Linked DNA regions of Homo sapiens: regions 1 and 3 are each linked to region 2. A link is a contact called in ENCODE Hi-C data. All regions are on one chromosome and are shown on one strand. Each heading gives the region's core, a stretch centred on a gene start or an enhancer-like site at or near the end of the contact. The rest is flanking DNA. Distances are from core to core; before and after follow the strand shown.

Evidence for each region. A loop is a pair of places that touch in the nucleus more often than their neighbours do. Pooled maps may share reads with other maps.
Region 1: a loop to region 2 is called in a pooled map, with 4 times the contacts of the local background. The contact joins the enhancer-like site here to the promoter of LINC02642 in region 2. A Hi-C loop is called at or near these places in 2 of 37 single-sample maps with no recorded cell type and 3 of 50 pooled maps.
Region 3: a map with no recorded cell type shows a loop between it and region 2 (13-fold over the local background). The contact joins the promoter of UPF2 here to the promoter of LINC02642 in region 2. A Hi-C loop is called at or near these places in 4 of 37 single-sample maps with no recorded cell type and 3 of 50 pooled maps.

The regions. Positions count from the first base shown.
Region 1 is chr10:3,867,432-3,871,559 of GRCh38, reverse strand. No RefSeq gene overlaps it. Among named protein-coding and RNA genes, the nearest start is that of LINC02639, 36 kb to the right of the region's middle. RefSeq lists an enhancer at 1,358-1,857. Within about 2 kb of position 2,280, at least 4 of the 41 ENCODE cell types and tissues checked have a DNase peak (open chromatin) inside an H3K27ac peak, as active enhancers do.
Region 2 is chr10:7,471,599-7,476,256 of GRCh38, reverse strand. LINC02642 (long intergenic non-protein coding RNA 2642) reads left to right here and starts at 3,408. Exons shown (of 4, transcript NR_184109.1): 1 at 3,408-3,487. RefSeq lists enhancers at 3,960-4,059, 4,070-4,269.
Region 3 is chr10:12,040,560-12,045,259 of GRCh38, reverse strand. It overlaps UPF2 (UPF2 regulator of nonsense mediated mRNA decay), which reads left to right and starts at 2,451. Exons shown (of 22, transcript NM_015542.4): 1 at 2,451-2,505. LOC105376416 (a long non-coding RNA gene) reads left to right here. Exons shown (of 3, transcript XR_930666.2): 3 at 1,299-1,461. RefSeq lists enhancers at 2,034-2,283, 3,454-3,543 and silencers at 2,724-2,863, 2,884-2,933.

The DNA of each region.
Region 1 (4,128 bases), core at 1,031-3,530, 3.6 Mb after region 2:
ATTCAATAGAGGACTTTGGCAGGCGTTGGGGAAACAACTTGGTTCCCAGCAGTACTATTCCAGCTTGAATTTTTAGCAGTAAAATAAAATCAAAAACAGAAAAGAGGTTGTTAGTTAAAAACTGGTATAACCACTTTGTGGAAGCTTACATAGTCATTCAATATTATATTTCCAAGGTCGTTCCATGACATAGAGAAGGCCTTGAGTATATGATAAGCACAAATGGTCACATGAAATTGTGCATAAGTACACAGTTTATTGACAACTACGTAGAGAAAGAGACATCTGCCTAGAAAAAAAATGCTGAAAGGTGATACATAAAAATACTGATAAAGGTATGTTTAGGTAGTAGGTATATTTTACATTTTTTTCTGTTATTCTGTATTTTCAAATATTCCTTCATGAATATATACTGCTTTTTACTAAAAAAAAGTTTGAATTATCCTATTAAATTTATGGTCATGATTTTTAAGAATAAAATAAATATGGAATAGAATAATTTACACACTACTAAATTGATGAGTTAATATTTTCCTTGAGTTTATAAACTCAAATTGGATCAAATTATTAAAATTCAAAAAAATTCTAAAGGAAGGTTATTTTTTGAACTTCGGTTCTCAAATGTAATTTGAACGTATTAACTTCCAACACTAGCAACAAAAATATCCATCGCAAACGAGAGTCATTTGCAAGCTTGCTTTGGCAAAATAAGCCCTTTTCAAATGGGACCTTACACAGTATTCCAATATAAAATTCACACTGAAATGAAGCCCCTCTAGTGAATACCAATTTGGGGCCCTGCCCATGCCCATCCTCCTGGAGGCTCCCAAGGAACCTCTGTTGAACCCAGGGTTCCGTGAGCCACAGTTCTAATGCTCTTGGACAGAGTAGAGTATGAGCCCTGGGTTTTAAGTCCCAGCTCTACAGGTAACTATTTGCATGATATTCAGAAAGTTGTAGCATGATGTTGATGAATTATATTATCTCTGGGGTCTCCTCCAAGTCTGTAGTTCTTTGAATCTGTTTGACTAGGGTGGACCATGCCAGTATGCATTTTTGTTTTCTTTTTTTTTTGAGATGGAGTCTCACTCTGTCACCCAGGCCGGAGTGCAGTGGTGCAATCTCAGCTCACCGCAAACTCCGTCTCCCAGGTTCAAGTGATTCTCCTGTCTCAGCCTTCCAAGTAGCTGGGATCACAGGTGCCTGCCATTATGCCTGGCTAATTTTTGTATTTTTACTAGAGATGGGGTTTTACCGTGTTGGCCAGGCTGCTTTCAAACTCCTGATCTCAGATGATCCACCTGCCTCAGCTTCCCAAAGTGCTGGGATTACAGGCACGAGCCACCGCATCTGGCTGCTAGTATGCATTTGTTTAAATTATCAAATGGGAATCTGAAATGGGGCAATGGGAATTAAGAAAAATCATCTTTTTTTATTTAGAACTATCTTCAGACATGAACCCTCACAGTTGAACACATTACTTCACAATAAATATAGGCTGCCCTTCCGTGCCCCTCAGCCAAATGCCTTTTTAATTTTTTTTTTTATTTTCAACTCTTGCAACTAAATAAAGCAATCATACCACTAGTGTGACGGTTAATTTTATGTGTCAGCTTGGTTGGGCCATGGTGCCCAGATATGTGGTCAATCTTTATTCTGGATATTTCTGTGAGGATATTTTTGGGTGAGATTTCCCTGATATGGGTGAGCCCCATCCGATCTGCCGAAGGCCTGAAGAGCACAAAAAGCTGACCTCCCTGCAAGCGAGAGAGAATTCAGCAGCAAACAGCCTTCAGACTTCATCTGCAACATCAGCCCTTTCTGGCTCTGCACGAAACTGTCTTCAGACTCAAACTGCAGCTTTTTCCTGAGTCTCCAGACTGCTTACCACCCCCATCAGATTTTGGACTCACCAAGCCTCCACTGTCCCATGAGCAAATTCCTTAAAATATCCACCTATCTATCTCCTATTGGTTTGTTTCTCTGGGAACCCTGACTAATGCAACCACCTTTATCATAAACTCGGAAGAGAATTCTCCATGACCCTCACATGTCTGCACATCTTCTGAGTAGAGGCCGTGAGAGTCTTTGTCCTGGAGTATCTTGTGAAAGATAGTTAAATAGTGAACAGCTTTGGAAGACAGAGACTGTGTGTCCTTCAAAGCAAAGGGCAGGTATGCCTACTGCTTCTTGTGAAAGGCAGCTTCCCATCCTCCAAGTTTAGGTTCACCTCCTGAAATGCAATCCACTGCATGTGCAAATGTCACCTGACCCTCCTTCAGTCACCCTCTGGGGGTGGGGAGTAGGAGAACCAAAATTGCTGATACTCTGCCTACTGCTATTGCTTGAGTCATAAAGTCCTTTTGGTCTTTGACCCAGAGTACTCATATCTTCTGTCAGCATTCACAAAACTAGGACAGGCTAACTTGAAACCTTACAAATAGGGTAAAATATTAGATCCTTCCCAGTTCCTTACAGTCCACATAAAATATGCCAAAGGGTCTATAATCAGAATCTCATCAAATGCATTGTGTGGTGTCTTGAAAATATATCTACAAATCCTTTGACAATCCTTCTTTGAAAAGGTGAGGTTCAATTCTGCTCCTCTGCGTGTCAGCTGGACTTTGTAACTTGCTTCTACAGAAATAGAATGTGGCAGAATGGGAGGCTAAGGTGGAGGGATCCCTTGAAGCCAGAAGTTTGAGACCAGCCTGGGCAACAGAGCAAGACCCTGTCTCTACAAAAAAGTTTAAAATTGACCAGGCGTGGTGTCTCACACCTGTAATCCCAGCACTTTTGGAGGCCAAGGTGGGCCGAATCATTTGAGGTCAGGAGTTCAAGAGCAGCCTGGCCAACACGGTGAAACCCCATCTCTACTAAAAATACAAAAATTAGCCAGGTGTGATGGTGGGTGCCTGTAATCCCAGCTACTCAGGAGGCTGAGGAAAGATAATCATTTGAAACGAGTAGGCGGATGTTGCACTGAGCTGAGTGTGCCTTTGCACTCCAGCCTGGACGACAGATTTAGACTCTGTCTGAAAAAAAAAAAAAAAAAGTTGAAAATTAGCTAGGCTCAGTGGCGTGTGTGCACCTGTAGTCCCAGCTACTCAAGTGGCTGAGGCGAGATGATAGCTTGGGCCCAGGTGTTCAAGACTGCAGTGAATCATGATCGCACCACTGCATTCCAGCCTGGGTGACAGTGAGACTCTGTGTCTACAAACAAATAAACAAACAAAAGCAAAAAACAAGACACATGAGCCATTCTATGGATGTCTTCAAATAAGCAACTATTTACTCTTATTGTCTTTATATGTGACAATATCCAAAGGGCAGCCTATTCACTCTGGAACATCTCACATGAGCAATTATACAGTGAAAGGAGCAAAAAAAGAAAAAAAATTAAAACCCTGAACATGAGCGATGGAATCAGAAGTGTCTATTCTGCCTCTTACTAAGAAGTGACCACACCCAAAGTCACTGAAGCTCTCTGATTTTCAGGTGATTTTGGATGACTAGTGTAGTCATACCTAGCTGTCTGGATAATTTTGATGATGAAATCAGAAACATAATAGCATTTATTATCTACTAAACATTGTGTACCGGAATTTAGAGCCATGATTTCTTTTAACATATCCAAACCATCTAGAATTGTGCCTGGCACATGTTATGTAATGCATAAACCTTAGGCCCTGTCTTCTCCCAACATAGAAGATTGATACTTGATCATGTGCCCATGATCTCAGTTTATGTGCCTTAAAATAAAATCCATGACTTCCTCTTGTTATGATGATGGCAAACATCTACTTGTAACTGTGCTCTAGTTAAAAAAAAAAAGTAATACTTCAACTTTTATGATTACAAGGCAATACACATTAAAATGACTCATTCTGATGAAGATATCAAAGTTACTGCTATCCAATGTGACTCTACTTCAGTCATAAAGAAAACGTTCTCATGTAGCCAGAGTCATCACAGTGGAAAAACAACTTCACTCCTTCCCTGAGCACTTGTGACAGCACCTCAGGTCTCACAGATGGGCTCAGGGGTCCCACAGGTGAGGTGCACACACCCAAGGTTCTGTACAGAATGATATATTGCAATACAAGTAAAAGAACATTAGAGCTTCTA
Region 2 (4,658 bases), core at 2,159-4,658:
CAGAGAACTTGGGAAAATGCTGCAGCAGCTGGGGCATGACCCTTAGTCTTAGGAACTAGCTGTGCTATCTGAGAAAAAGCTTTCCCTTTTTAGCTCCTTCCCTGTCTGTCTGCTCTTGAGCCTATGAGCGTCTGTGCTGCCCTGAACATCTGCTTCGTAAGAGCCCCTTGCATTTCTTCCAACACACATTTCAGTTGGCCAGCAAGAACGGCCTTACAATGAAATGAAATTCTCATAATTTTACCTCAAAATGAAATTTTACCTCGAAATGAAATTTCAAGAGATGCCAAAACTCCCACTTCCACCCCATTTGTTCTAGAAAAGAAATATCCATTACACATTTATTTCTCGGAGTGAGTCCTGTCCAGAAGCCGGTATTGGAAACGCAGACATCCCTGTGCAAGAAGACACGCAACCATAAACACTTGAGTGTGAACGCTTCCGTCAGGGTGCGCTCTGCGGTCCTCCTGCTCGAGGGAAGGAGGGAGACTGGTGGCCTTTCAAAGGAAAGGATGCAAGGGCTGAATGGTTGCTAGGACGCCCCTGGGAAGAAACAGCTGGGATCAGCAGGAAGGCACCAGACGCTTGGCAGGAAACGACCGGCGAGAGATGGGGGAGCAAAGGCTCAGGGGCAGAACAGCAGAAGTGTTGACTCAGTGCAGGGCTGGTCCTGGCTGTCCCCAAGAGGTGACCCCTATCTTTCCATGGACTCTCTGCAGTTTCTGACTACCCCACTTCATGTAAATCCTGAGCATTTGGTGACTGAGGGCACTGTCCTCACCGTGGGGTGGACCGGGATAGGGGGGCAACCCATGGGCTCCTTGGCTGCCTCCGTGATCTCCCTGGCCCAGGGCCAGTTGTTCCTGCCGAGAGGCATAAATCAGCAGTTGTAACCTGTTGCAATGAAGGTAGAATCCACAGTTGTTTTTCCTGTAGCCCCCAGCTGGGCTTTTGCTTAATTAGGCTCAGAGGAGCCCGTGAATGATTGCGTTTGCCGAAACGCGTCACCAGAACACGCTGTTCTGATTTGGCTGCATCTGAGATTTTATGTTTGAATATTTTGCCGCCTGGCTTAAGCCAACAATATTTAAAATATTCTTCTTTAACTTGCATCTGCAATGAATGCATGGTCATATTCCTACAACCAAGTCCGGTAAGAGATGTTCCACATTCAATCCAGGTCCAGGTCTTTCAGTCTAGTCCAGGGTGGGTAGATTAGGGAGGCAGGGTAGAATACAGGGACAGTGGCAGAGGTGGGGACAACAGAGAAACCCCCAAAGAAAGGCCATCATCTAAAGGAGGTGACTGCCTGAGGTCAGGAGTTCGAGACCAGCCTGGCCAACATGACGAAACTCCATCTCTACTAAAAATACAAAAATTAGCCGGGCGTGGTGGCGCACGCCTTCAATCCTACCTACTGGGGAGGTTGAGACACGAGAATCACTTGAACCCAGGAGGCAGAGGTTGCAGTGAGCTGAGATCACGCCACTGCACTCCAGCCTAGGTGACAGCGCGAGACTCCACCTCAAAAAAATAAATAAAAATAGAAAATAAAAAAGGTGACTGGAGGGTCCCTGTGAGTGAGGCTGGGGCCCGTGAGAGTAGAGCTCAGTTCTTGGAGACTGAAGACTCATGGGAGGAACTCAGCAGGCAGAGGCCTCAGGGCGCTGCTGGGACTCTCAAACCACATTCTGCTACAGCCAGCTGCACCTGGAGGGGAAAGAGAAGTCCATTCAAATAATCAGAGATGTCCTGGGCTCATCGGGACCACTCAGCTGTTGCCTGTCCTAAGAGTACTTAGAAGAACTTGCAGTGAAATTTCCAAATAGAAGGGGGGGGGGGCGTAATTAATTATCCATCCCTTTGGGATATTGGAAAAATGCCCTCGGGTTATCCATTACCCTCTGTTAATCAGGACGGACTAGAATTCCATGATAATAAACAAGGCCCCAGATCTCACTGGTTTAAAACAGCAAATGGGCTGGGCGCGGTGGCTCATGCCTGTAATCCCAGCACTTTGGGAGGCCGAGGTGGGCAGATCACCTGAGGTCAGGAGTTCAAGACCAGCCTGACCAACATGGTGAAACCCCATCTCTACTAAAAATAAAAATAAAAAAAAATTAGCTGGGTGTGGTGCCAGATTCCTGTAGTCCCAGCTACTCGGGAGGCTGAGGCAGGAGAATCACCTGAACCCAGGAGGCAGAGTTTGCAGTGAGCCGAGATCACGCCATTGCACTCCAGCCTGGGTGACAAGAGTAAAACTCTGTCCCCCTCCCCCAAAAAAAATTAAAAAATTAAATAAAACAGCAAATGTCTGTTTCTCATTCATGCCACATGGCCATCACAGGTTAGCTGGTGTGTGCTCTGGTGAGGCACCAAGGTCCTCCCCATTCCTCCCTCCCCCCAGCCCCTGGCAACTGCTAACCTACCTTCTGTCTCTATGGATTTGCCTATTCTGGACATTGCATATAAATGGAATCATAATATGTGGCTTTTTGTGCCTGGCTCCTTTCCCTGAGCAGGGTGTTTTCAAGGTTCATTCATGTCATAACATGTCTCAACACTTCATTCCTTTTTAATGGCTGAATAATACTCCATTGTTTGAATATACCACATTTTGTTTATCCATTCATCATTTAATGGCCATTTGAATTATTCCACTTTTTTTGTCTATAATGAATAATGCTGCTGCTATGAGCAGCTTTTGTGGCATTCCATATGTTTTTGTATGTTGTATTTTCATTTTCCTTCATCTGTAAGTATTTTCAAATTTCCCTTGTGATTTTTTTTCTTTGATTCATTGGTTATTAGGAATGTATTGTTTAATTCCACATATTTGGGATTTTCTCAACTCTCTCTGCTATTGATTTTGAATTTAATGTGAAACTTTTCACAGTTGTTGATTTTGTACAAACCTACCAAGAAGTAGACATTGTGGACAATTCCACGTGACCCCCATATTGACCACCGATAGTTTCTAAGTGCTTTATGAACTTGCAGACTTGTGTTTTATTCTTCTTTCTTTTCTTTTTCTTTTTAAGAAACATATGATGCAGATACATGGGTGGGCTTATTAGTTCCTTATTTGTGTTAGAATAATGACCATCCCCAAAAGATGTCCATATCCCAGGGCCTGGAACCTGTGAATCTGTTACCTTAGATGGCAAAGGGACTTTGCAGATGTGATTGAGTTAAGGAACTTGATATGGGGAGGTTATCCCAGATTATTCAGTGGGACCCAGTGTAATCACAAGGGTCCTGATAAGAGACTGGCAGGACAGTCAGGGTGAGAAAGGAGATGCAGAGGCAAAATCAGAGGCTGTAGTGACGAGCTCTGAGGATGGAGGAGGGGGCTACCAGCTAACGAACGTAGGCGGCCTTTAGAAGCTGCAAAAGGTAAAGAAATAGCTTCTCCTTTAGAGCCTCAAGAAGGAATGAAGCTCTGCCAACAGTTTGATTTTAGCCCCAAACTCTGATCTTCAAAATTGTAAGTAAATAAATTTGTGTTATTTTAAAAGCCGCTAAATTTCTGGTAATGTGACAATAGAAAACAAATACACCAAGGAATGAATGATTTCATTTTGCAGTTTTTTTTATAATTCTAGCAGTTTGGCAAAAGAGAGTAAGGGCTAAACACCTGGCTTATGGAGTCAGATGACCTGAATCCAAACTCTGGTGAGAAGCTCTATGAATTGGGCATATTACTTAACTTGCTTAGGTTTCAATGTACATTTTTGGAAAAATGAATCCATCTCGTAAGATTGTTGTAAGGATTAAATGAGTTACTGCAGTAATACTGGTACAACAGTGTCTGGCTCACAGTAAACACTCAACAAATTTTAGTTGATTTATAGAACATGTTGTTGCACATTTCAGCAAATACTAGAGCTAGGAAGTAGAATTGTGTTGAGAATTCTGCATTGCTGTGTCCGGATTGCTGCTGTCACAGCCATATTAATTGCTTACAAATCAGAGAATGAGCATTCTGAGCAGCACGTGGTCCCAGGCTGTAGGTGTCTGCAGCGCTCAGGAAAAGCCCCGATGCTCCCCAGCAGCTGCACCTGCTCCCTTGGGAAGGAGTCTCTTTTTTGTTCCTCTTTCAGTTTCTGAAGAGAACAGAACATTTGCGCCATCTGGTTTGGGTCGTTATTTTAACCCAGTTTCATTTCCGTTTATAAAGGTATTAAATACTCCAGGCTATATTTGAAACAGTTTCAGGATCAGCATGACTGTAGTGTTCCTGGCTTAACCCTGAGAGGTTGCTGTTCCCAGTGACTATCTAGGCTGAAGCCCATGTAGGATTTGAAGAGACTGATCCAGGCTTTATGAGTGGCTGCGACCATGCTGTATGTGTGTATGTGTGTGTGTACACCGCCTAAGTGTGTTCATTTCAGCCACAGCAAGAGTTATGTTACAAGGATAGCATAGACAGCCCTGCCTATTGCAAGAGTAATGCATCAGGTGTGAAACAGATCTTTAATGCTGTGTGAAGCAGGCTCTTTTAAGGTCAGCCAGACTTTCTGGGGAAAAAGAAACTATTGCCTAACCCTTCAGGTCATGGAGACTTATGTTTTTGTGTTTTTCTCGCAGTTTTACAGTTTTAGCACCTACATTTAAGTCTTTGATCCCTTTTGTGTTCATTTTTATGGATAGTGAGA
Region 3 (4,700 bases), core at 1,202-3,701, 4.6 Mb before region 2:
ATACTAGATAGTATACTTATTAGTTTTGTGATAGTAAATTCATCTGACTCTATTTTTATAAAATGGTGATTGCGATGAACTAAAATCACAAATGTGAAATAGCAAATTCTCAACAAAAAGGCCCTCCTGTTTTTTGATTTTAGGTGATTTCCTTTTAACACCTGATTAAAGACAAAGGTTGACTTGATTTAGGATGAGAAGGATTTATTATATTTATTAACAAAGAGGTAAAGCTTTTTTCTTTCTTTCTTTTCTTTCTTTTTTTTTTTTTTTTTGAGGCAGAGTCTCACTCTGTTGCCCAGTCCAGAGTGCAGTGGCGCTATCTCGGCTCACTGCAACCTCTGCTTCCCGGGTTCTAAGTGATTCTTCTGCCTCAGCCTCCCGAGTAGCTGGGATTACAGGCGCTCGCCACCACATTTGGCTAATTTTGTATTTTTAGTGGAGACTGGGTTTCACCATATTGGGGCCAGGCTGGTCTGGAACTCCTGACCTCAGGTGATCCACCAGCCTCGGCCTCCCAAAGTACTGAGATTACGGGCATGAGGCACCGCACCAGCCAGAAGTAAAGCTTCTTAAGGTAATCCCATGAAATGGGAAAAGGAAACCTTGAAGAGAAGCGTGGGTGGCTATCACCAATATGGTATTTGGGGCAGTTCTCATAATTGTTTATCAATGCTGCAGAATAGCAGTATTCATCTTTCTCTTTTTTTTTTTTGAGACGGAGTCTCCCTCTGTCGCCCAGGCTGGAGTGCAGTGGCGCAAACTCGGCTCACTGCAAGCTCTGCCTTCCCGGTTCACGCCATTCTCCTGCTTCAGCCTCCGGAGTAGCTGGAACTACAGGCACGTGCCACCACGGCCGGCTAATTTTTTTTGTATTTTTAGTAGAGACGGGGTTTCACCGTGTTAGGCAGGATGGTCTCGAACTCCTGACCTTGTGATCCGCCCGCCTCGGCTTCCCAAAGTGCTGGGATTACAGGCGTGAGCCACCGTGCCCGGCCTTCATCTTTCTCTTTCACTATCCTTTAAATGACTGACCTATGTGTAGTGTATAAAAAATATATATTTTTAAATACAGGAAGCAGCAACACTCAGTATGAGAGGATAATTTGCGTGCTAAGAGTAAATGGGGAAGCAAACAGTAAATAGAGGCAAATGGGCAAAGGTTGAGTCATAGGGAACCTGGACTTGCCTCAAGTATTTGTGGTTGGTAGTAGTTCATTACGTGGGCTTGGGCACCAGGTGGGGCCCCCTCAAGTCAAGCAAACGTCAAGACCAGTTTCGCACCCTTGTTCCTCTAGCTCCGGACCAGCCAGAGCCACCTACTCGGATCATGTTGGCAGAACCCAGTACTGTTTCGAGGCCAGATGCACCATTTCAGCAATTCAGGAGGAAATAAGCAGTGTGGATAAACTGATACCCATTTTTGAAAGTCGGCCTGGGTTCGCATTCAGAAGAAATGTCGACGCTAGCCATTTTTTTTTTAAAATGGGTGATTTGATAACTCAGGGAAGTCTTGCCACTGTAATTTTTAAAAGTTTGCTTGCTAGAACCAGGTACTTTCTAAGAAGTGTATGGAAAAAGCCTTGATTCTTCTTCGCCCTGGGTGGTTTTTACGTCGAACACCTAGAAGTGCTTCTGGAAATCCCCCCGCAGGACTTTCGATGTCTTTTAGGGCATTCTTAAGACTAGACCCATTCCTAAGCGACTCCCACCTCCCAAACCAGCCATATGGTTTAGTTTCTCCAGTTTCCAATTTTCTAAATCTTCAACGTCTCCCCTCGAATTAGTCCAATCAAACTTTCTCTTCTTAGACCTCTTCCTTAGGTTCGCACCAGGAAACGCCCAGGAGAATCACGTGGCCGGGCTTGTCCTTAATGGCGCTCCGTAACCCTCCCACTATTCCACCACACTTCCTCGCCTCCCGTGAGCTCCGCCCCGCCCCATTCGCGCTTCCCACCCCCATCCCCCGCGAAGCGCCTGCGCCTGCGCAGCTCCAATTCAGGCGCTTTCCCTTTCCTGGCGACCAATCCACTTCCTGCCTCGGGTCCTCGGAACACTCCACCCCTCCGCTGGGGCCCTGGTTTGAGGTGCTGGTAGTGGCTACCTTACGTATTGCCAGTCTGAAAAATTCGCTCTTCTCATCGACTGGGGAATTTGAAAGAGCTGTTAAGTGAATGGCACTCATATGAGCCTTTGCCCCGGACCCGCCACCCCAGAGTCAAGCTGAGGGCATCGGCATGCCGCAGGGAAGACGATCAGGACTGTTTTTAATCGGGCAGTCGCGCGGATGGCCTTTTCCCTCTCGCCTCCTTCCGCCCCGCCCCCACTCTCAGCCCGGCCGCGCTGGTGAGTGGCGGGCGGGAGGGCTGGCGGGCGGAGGGAGGAGGGGGAGCTGAGGGAAGGCGGGCCCTCGGCTGCGAGATAGGTGGGGGGAGGGGAGGGGAGAGCCCGAGCGCTGGAGTTGGTGCTGGGAAACCCGGGGCTAATGTTGACAACAGGCTCGAGGTGAGTCCCGGGGATCCTCCTTCCCCTCCGCTCCAACGATCGGGAGGAAATGGGGCTGGGGGGCACCGGCCTAGACTCCTACTCCCTGGGGGACCCCAGAGGCGACTCCACACTCCAGCTCTCCGGGGTCGGCGAGCAGTGGAGGGACCGCGGGTCCGGCGTCGTTCTCCTCAGACCCCCTGTCTCCGAGGCTCCCATCAACGCGGGAGCCCCCGGGCCGGGCCATGCTTGGGGGGCGGTGGAGGAGGTGCCTGCCCCACATGCCTGGGCCGGGCCTCGAGACTGGAGGCGGGGAGCCCGCGGTGGAGGGGCGAAAGTGTTCGGGGGCGTGGAGGAGAGCGAGGGGAGGTCGGGGGAAGCTCCTCGAGAGCCGGGAGGGAAGCGAGGGCGAGAAAGTGGGGAGGGCGCGTGTGTGGGAGGCTGCGGAGTGGGGAGACCGGCCGGGAAGGCTTCTGTGGCGAGGGAGTGTGGGGCGAGAAGTTGGGGTTGGGGCAGCGATGGTCCGCGAAGGTGACCGTGGATACCTGTGGGAAGGGGAGTTGTGTCGGGGAAGTGTGGTGGGTTTAGAGGTTCCTACACCACCAGAGCAGGGGTTTGTAGGAGAGGTATGTGTAGGGGAAGGGGCTTGGGGTGTATCTGGGGATGGTGGGCATGGGCTGTTTGGTTGACTTCCTTTTAATCACATAGGCTGGTTGATTCTTCACTTTACCTTCACCTCTTCAAGGCGCCAAGCACTCTCTTCTTGCTAGGACTGTTGGACTAAGGAAGTGATCACAGGATATTTGGTCCCCAGGTTGGCAGAGCAGAGCCAGCTGGGTCCACGCTGGGGTGATCGGACCTTCAGCTCTCTTGCTCATCTTAGAGGACTTACACGACACGAAACGATGCATCAGATCAAAGTGAAACCCTCGCTGACGCTTTATCTCATTTCCATAGTTCTTAGGTGTTCCTTAACATCGTCAGTCTCCTCATTTGTGAGCTGGTACAATTTCTAACAGTTCTTAATACGTCCTTTATACTAAGGATGTTCTTTAAAAAATAAAGTCAGAAACTGGGAGATAGTGTTCCTGTGCTGTTCTGTCCTGACAGCATTTTGAATAAGAGAATTGAAAGGTAAAACCGCATTCTCTCATACTGGAGTGTTTTCGGAGCACTCTGATTGGGATTTCATACATAATCCATATGGTACTTTGCAAGGGAATGTCTTTAAAAGGGAAACACCCCCTTTTGTGCCCTCTTCCCCCCAATACACTCCATTGGTACTTCTAGTAAATTAGTTTTACTTTCTTTTGGAAGTTCAGAATGTATTTAGAATACCAAATAAAATATACAGTTCAAGTGACAGGACACTATTTTGGGAGCTAGGAAGGTGGTTTTAAAGCATGGTTTCCTTTTAAGGGTAGTCTGAATATAATTGTATTCAGCAAACTAATTTGTAACAGCTAATCGGATTCCAGTGAAAAGATCACGACTTTTTCTCCTCACTATCTTGAGAAAGGACCTATTTAAAATTGTATTTGGACTTGAAAAACTTTTGGAAACACTTTAGATGAAAAGTTTGGCTGTTAAAGCTTGAAGTTATTGAAATAAGAATTTTAGCATTTTATTAAATATCACTTAGTGCTCAGTTTTTTAAGTCGACATAAAACAAACGTGTATTGAGGTGAATCACGGTGTTTGTATATTTTATTCGTTTTAGTGTAGGTAGTGAAAAAGCACTGGGTAGTGAGTGTTGGTCCAGCCACGGAAACTAGCTGTATATATAATCTTGGGTAGGTGACTCTGCTGCTATCCTTGGAATGTAAAAATTGAGGATAGAAGTAGATAAAATCTAATAGTCTTTATCTGACTTTACAAATCTTTCATTGTATGCTGAACTTCTCAGTGTTCTTTGTGACAGAACATTTATTAATGCCTCCCTCATGCTAGTTACTATGCTAGAATTTTAAGAACTCTACAAGATAGATAGCAGTATATCCATCTTATTGATAAATAAGTGGACTCAGAGAAGTTGTTGCCTGATTTCTGTAGCTATCAGGCTGCAGAGTTGGGATGCAGATTTAAAATCAGTCCGACTTCCAAGCCCATGTATGTTGTTTTCACAAGTTGCATTGCTGCCTCTTCATGAACTTCTAGATTTTTGTCTTTTTTTTTTGTTTACGGAAATTTAGTCGCAAGTATACTTTGGGCGTATG